2 separate regions of the Homo sapiens genome follow, and region 1 is linked to region 2. A link is a loop called in an ENCODE intact Hi-C map of the cell type or tissue named here. Cell type or tissue: PC-9. All regions are shown on one strand. Links, peaks and the distances in the headings refer to the core of each region. The heading gives the core; the rest is flanking DNA.

Region 1 (2,921 bases), core at 235-2,734, 160 kb before region 2:
AGCACATTTTGTAAAAAAATCAAACCTGACCCAGAACAGGAATGGAGGATATAGTGATATCAGAGAAGACTTCCTTCAGGAAGTGATGTTGAGATGATCATTGAAACATCAGAAAGGACAAGGGTATTTCAGACAGAAAGAAGAGTATGTGCAAAGGCCCTGTGGTAGAAGGGAGCATACAGCATTTGAAGGACTCAAAACAATTACAGAAATATTACTTACTTTGTTAGTCAGGGGGTTAGCAGCAAGGGGTGTAGTTTGACATTAGTGAGGTGGGCAGCACGTGCAGGGCCCTGAGGTTGTGTTAAGAAATGTGGTCTTTGTTCTAAGAGCAACAGAAAGTAATGTAAGTGCTTCAAAGGAGAAGAGGGAGAAGAGGCTGGTGTGATCAGATTTGCATTTTTAAAAGAACACTCTGGCTGCAACATTCAATGCTAGATGAATCTAATTCCAAAGCCCATGCTTCATTCCAAGCCACCTCTGGCCTAAAGTCTAGGCAAAAAGGGTGAGGAAGGAGGGTGTGGCTTTTAAATAGAAAGGTTTGGGAAGTCCTAATGAGAAGACAATATCTGAACAAAGACCTAGAGCAAAGGAGGAGAAAAGCCTTGCAGAAACTAGAAGAAAAAAAAAAGACATTTTGAGGAGGAAATGGAAGAAGAAAGGTCCTCAGATGTTACTTATTGTAGGGGTGGATGCTGGAGCTGTTTGGTGGATCATGGAAAGGCTGAAAGAGAGAAAGTATACATTTGTATGGCTGTGCTGACAGTGGATCCAAAAAAATAATTAGCAGGATTTTGTGGTTAAGAAGGGGACCACTTAGCAACATGGCTTTGGAAGAGTTGGGATGCCCAGTGGCCACAAGCACAGGATTAGGAATCAGACAGTCTCAAAATGGAATTGTGGCTCTTTCACTCTTGCCCACCTTATATTTCTCGGAATCTCAGTTTGGGTGTCTGTAAAATGGAGGCAGTAATGACTGATCTCATGTAGTCATTGGGAAAATTAAGGAAGATAATGATGGAAAGTGCCTGAGCAGATGTTGCCAATGCCCTACCATATCACCTGGGCTACTGCACAGAAACTGAAGGTGATTATCCACAGTACACAGCTACAGCTGATTTTCTTCTCTCTGCCTGATAGAGGTCTCTGGCCAGTACACGTTCTTAGCCTGATCATTAGGCTGATCAGAAGGATCAAGACTGGAAAGTCATTTCCCAGGAATAACTTTCAAACAATACCCCTGTTTCCTCATCTCTTGGGAGACAAACACGGGTTGTGCTCTGATAGTCACCCAGAGGGTCCCAGCAGATTGAGCCCTGGTTGCCCACAGTGGTAACTTGCCCTTTATTGCACACTTTATATGCTTTCCTGCCTTGCAGGTCTCACTTCTCCACTTTCATGCAGTGTAACCTGAGATCTCTTCCAAAAAAAAAAAAACCTGCTCGTACTCAACTGCTTCCCTCAGGAGTAAATAAATCTGTGACTGTGTAGAGTACCTGGCAAGGAAAGCATTCAATCAAGGTGAATTTTTACAATTATTGCTACAGGAGTGAACACGATTTAAGGAACTGAACTCAGGATTATGAGGCAAGAGAAAGAGGAGCCTCATTCAGGGCCAATTCCATGAACAGAATCAAGAGAAATTTCAGGTGCTTTTGTCAGTAAACTCTGACTACACCAGGTTTGATCTGGCCTCAGACAGAAATGGTTTTACCAATAGGAAATTGAAGGTTGTACTCATCCTGTTAGCAGAATGGAAAGCACTCAAAAGGAAGAATCTAGAAAAACCACGGTGAAGACAAATTTAATACCAAAGACTTTGTCTTCTATTAAAAAAAAAAAAAAAAAAAAAAAAAACTCCCTACCCAAAGATCTCTCTCTATATATAGTACATAGATGACACCATCACAAAATAGGCATGTGTTTTCAATGTATATTCAGGCACTGATACAACAAATATTTATTGAGCATCTACTGTGGGCCAGAAACTGGTTTAGTCCTAAGAAGTTAGCAGTAAAAAAAAAAGGTGAAAAAAAAAGGAAGACAAAAAATTCCTGACCTCATAGAATTTAACATTCTAGATTGTGAAGACAAACAATAAGCAAAATAATTAAGTAAAAATTTGAGAATGTGAGAGAAAGAGAAGTTTTGGAGACAAATTAACCACAGAAAGGGAAAGAGGTGGGAAGGAGGAGGTTGGCACTTTTAAATAGAATGGCTCAGAAGGTCTTAGTGAGAAGGAAAGATCTGGATAAAGACATGAAGTGAATGAAAAAGAAAACCATTCAGACATCTGCAAAAAATAACGAAAACAAAAAGCAAAATTTAAGCCAAGGGAGAAGTAAAGCAAAGGGTCTGAGCAGAGAGAACAGCACCAGGTTCAAAGAACAGCAATGAGGAGGGTGAGGTGGAAGCATTTGGCTGCAGGGGTGAATGGAAGAATGAGAGCCAACAGGGGCCATGGCAGACAGAGGGAAGCAGATGGCACATTTATTTCTATAATGGATCAGATAGTAAATATTTTGGCTTTCTGAATCATGCAGTCGTTACTACCAAGACCCACCTCTACCATTGTAGCACACAAGCAGCCACAGAAAATGCATAAATGAATGGGCCTGGCTGTCTTTCAATAAAACTTTATTTATAGGAATTTAAATTTCATGTCATTTTCACATGCCACAAATATTATTGTTCTTTTGAGTTTTTTCAACCATTTAAAAATATATATTAAGTATACATTTCTTTTTTATCTACTTATTTATTATATATTTTTATTTTTTTATTGAGACAGGGTCTCACTGTTTTGCCCAGGCTGGTCTTGAACTCCTGAGATCAGGTGATCCTCCTACCTCTCTTGGCCTCCCAAAGTGCTGAGATTATAGGTGTGAGCCACTACGCACAGGCTAAGAAAACATTTCTTA
Region 2 (2,921 bases), core at 326-2,825:
ATCAAATATTTGTAATGTTCTAAAATGTCACAGGTAAGTTAAGAAAATGAAGTTAGCAACATCACACGCTTCCATCCCACTGATGTTAGATATTTGGGTTTTTGTATTAGGTTTTCTTGATAATATGCAGGACAAAATTTGAAGTCCCAGTGAATTACATAGTTCAGTCTCTTGGCCCATGTCAGGCGAGTGTTCGTTGTTAACATTTCTAAAGGGCTAAACTTTAGTCGCCCTCCTATGCTAGATCTTCCACTGGGGGATCCCCAGACCTATCCATTCCCCACCCCTCCCAGGCCCTGCAGGCGACTGACTTCTATGGACCACCTCCGGATTCTGGTTGGGTTTGGCCAATGGTGGGACACAGGTGGATTTTGGAGGGAGAATGAGGTCAGGATGTCTAGTCCCCTGGCTCTACCACTGCAGGTATGACACAGGCTGGCTGTGTTCCTCCCCAGATGAAAAGCAACTTTCCCTGGTCAGGGAGTGAAGTGGGCAGTTGCTCTCTCCCCTGGCCTTTGAGGGTCCAAAAGGACCCTAGTGGTCACCCGGCACCATTGTTAACTTTGGTGAGAGTTTCCTCAAATTATTCTGATCTTATTTCCTGCTGCAACTTGATTGACTACCTCCCCAGCCTCAATCCTCTAACTGAACATTAACCAAATGGATGCAAGAAAAAAATATCCTTGCATTTTTTTGGTAAGAGTCATTTTCCAGAACTGGAATATCACTATTTGGGAAGATTTTTGCAGCAATTTAAAAATTTGCCTTTGGCCGGGCACAATGGCTCGCCTGTAATCCCAGCACTTTGGGAAGCCGAGGCGGGCAGATCACAAGATCAAGAGATGGAGACCATCCTGGCCAACATGGTGAAACCATGTCTCTACTAAAAATACAATTATTTGGGAGTGGTGACAAGTCCCTGTAATCCCAGCTACTCTGGAAGCTAAGGTGGCAGAATCGCTTGAACCCAGGAAGTGGAGGTTGCGGTGAGCCGAGATCGCACCACTGCACTCCAGCCTAGACAACAGAGTGAGATGCCATCTCAAAAAAAAAAAAGAAAAGAAAAAACTGCCTTTATAGTATTAAGAATTTTAGAAATTATATAATCATCTATCTTTAAGCCTGAATTCATGTTTATAAACACTGAACCAAAAAATACATATGCAGTTTAGCCTTAAAAATTAAAAATATTTCCTCTAAAATTATGTATATTTAATCCTAACAATCTCATTGTTGTGTTAGGATCCTTCCATTCACATTTGGCACATCAGTGCCATCTGCTGGAAAGTTAATACATTTAGGTCTCCCAAATCCCAAAATGTTTGTCTTTTGTGGGGGAGTGGGAAGAAATGCATCCTTTATTTAAGAAATAAGCCTTACTTTTACATACATAGCTGTTTAACTTCCACATCTTTATCAATATAAACCCCAATTAATTACAAAGCACTAAAATAAAATCTAAAATTTAAAACGAAAAAACACTAAACATTTCTTTCTGCACATCTCTTGGTTTCTAAAACGTTCTTCTGTGGTTCTGCCCTGTTTGTATAAAGCTCCACATGCCTCCACATGTTTAAACATTACCCATTCTTTTACCCAAATCTCTGATATTGATAGATATGTAAAAAATGTTAAATATGTATGTTTAAATATAATATGTAACATATATTTAAATAAAATATATACATATATATTTTGAAGTCTATGACAAAGCTTTAGTTGTGAAATAAGCAAGGATGCAGGATTGTACATCTTTTCATCGTGCTTTCCCCGTCATTAGACAGCAATTAAAATCAGACAGAAACAACATGACACAACTGTTAAATTTTCTTATGTGAAAATTGCAACAACAAATATTCTAAATAATATAGAAACATAAAAGATTGCTTAACTGATTTTAATAACATGACATGAAGCCCCTAGACTTGATATAATCGTTATGCAAAATACATAGGTGAATACTGTCTTCTTTTAAAAATATAAAATAAATAAGCAGACATGTGAAAATGGGCAAGTTTCCATTAAATAAATGAAAATTTTTAAAAAAGAAAGTTTTGCTTTCCATGTCATTTGAAGAAGGAAAATTATCATTTTAAACAATATTCAAGTTTATTAAACAAATAAAAAAAGTATTATAAAATGTTTAACTTTCATCAGCTTCAAGGTTTATGTTGCTCCCGAATTTTGCATACAACTGAACTTTCAAATCTGCTAACACTCGCTGAATTGATTCCACTCTGGATTCTAAGGCGTCAATTTCTTCTTGCAAATTTTTCTGGAAAAAAAATATTTTAAATTAATTCTATTCAATAGGATGATTTCTGAGCATCTGTGTCTGAAATAATATTTGGGAAGAATTTTAGGTCAAGAACCTTCTAAACTTGGACAGGCAGCTAAGTAACACTGATAATTAGATCTAAATGTCTGAATGTGGGCATTTTTAATTCATGGTCCATATCTGCTTATCACAGAATAAATCAAGTTTGTTTTCTCAGTTTCTGCTGATCTAAAAAATAGTAAAAAATTACTGTCTAAATTATTTCCTAACAAAGAACCAAATACAAAGACTTCTATAAATAGTTTATCCTGGGCCTGCTGGCTTCTAACCCAGCTTTTTCCAACAACAAAAATAACTATGAGACTACAGGAAATGATAGAAACTCACACCACCAACCACCAATAATTAAGAAGAACAACTTATGATCCAAATCTGGCAGAAATTTTCACTAACTTTGAGGCCTCTGGAGCTAAACTTTGGAAAAGAGTGGTAAAAAGTGCCTCATTTGTAAGAAAGAGCAGCTTTGCCCAGTGAAAACTCAGATATTTTCTAAGTATTTGAGGTGATAGACATGTTAACTATCTTGATTTAATTATTCCATATTGTATTAATAAATTATAACATCCCGTTTTACACCATAAAT

What was found. Hi-C counts contacts between places; a loop is a spot of excess contacts. Peaks named below come from ENCODE experiments on the same cell type or tissue, not always from the same donor. Only the 100,000 strongest peaks of a DNase experiment are listed, where the experiment ranks them.
Region 1: it touches region 2 in a loop (2.6-fold over the local background); 2 of 110 quality-filtered maps call a loop at or near these places.

Annotation. Positions count from the first base shown.
Region 1 is chr20:54,381,131-54,384,051 of GRCh38, reverse strand. No RefSeq gene overlaps it. Among named protein-coding and RNA genes, the nearest start is that of DOK5, 93 kb to the left of the region's middle. In PC-9, for the core only: no CTCF peak of the experiment used is centred there; a DNase peak (open chromatin) is centred at 1,451.
Region 2 is chr20:54,218,373-54,221,293 of GRCh38, reverse strand. It overlaps PFDN4 (prefoldin subunit 4), which reads right to left. Exons shown (of 4, transcript NM_002623.4): 4 at 1,333-2,275. The coding sequence ends at 2,144. Among named protein-coding and RNA genes, the nearest start is that of PFDN4, 12 kb to the right of the region's middle. In PC-9, for the core only: CTCF peaks have their summits at 1,080 and 1,280 (motif pointing left); a DNase peak (open chromatin) is centred at 1,273; H3K27ac peaks cover 403 bases.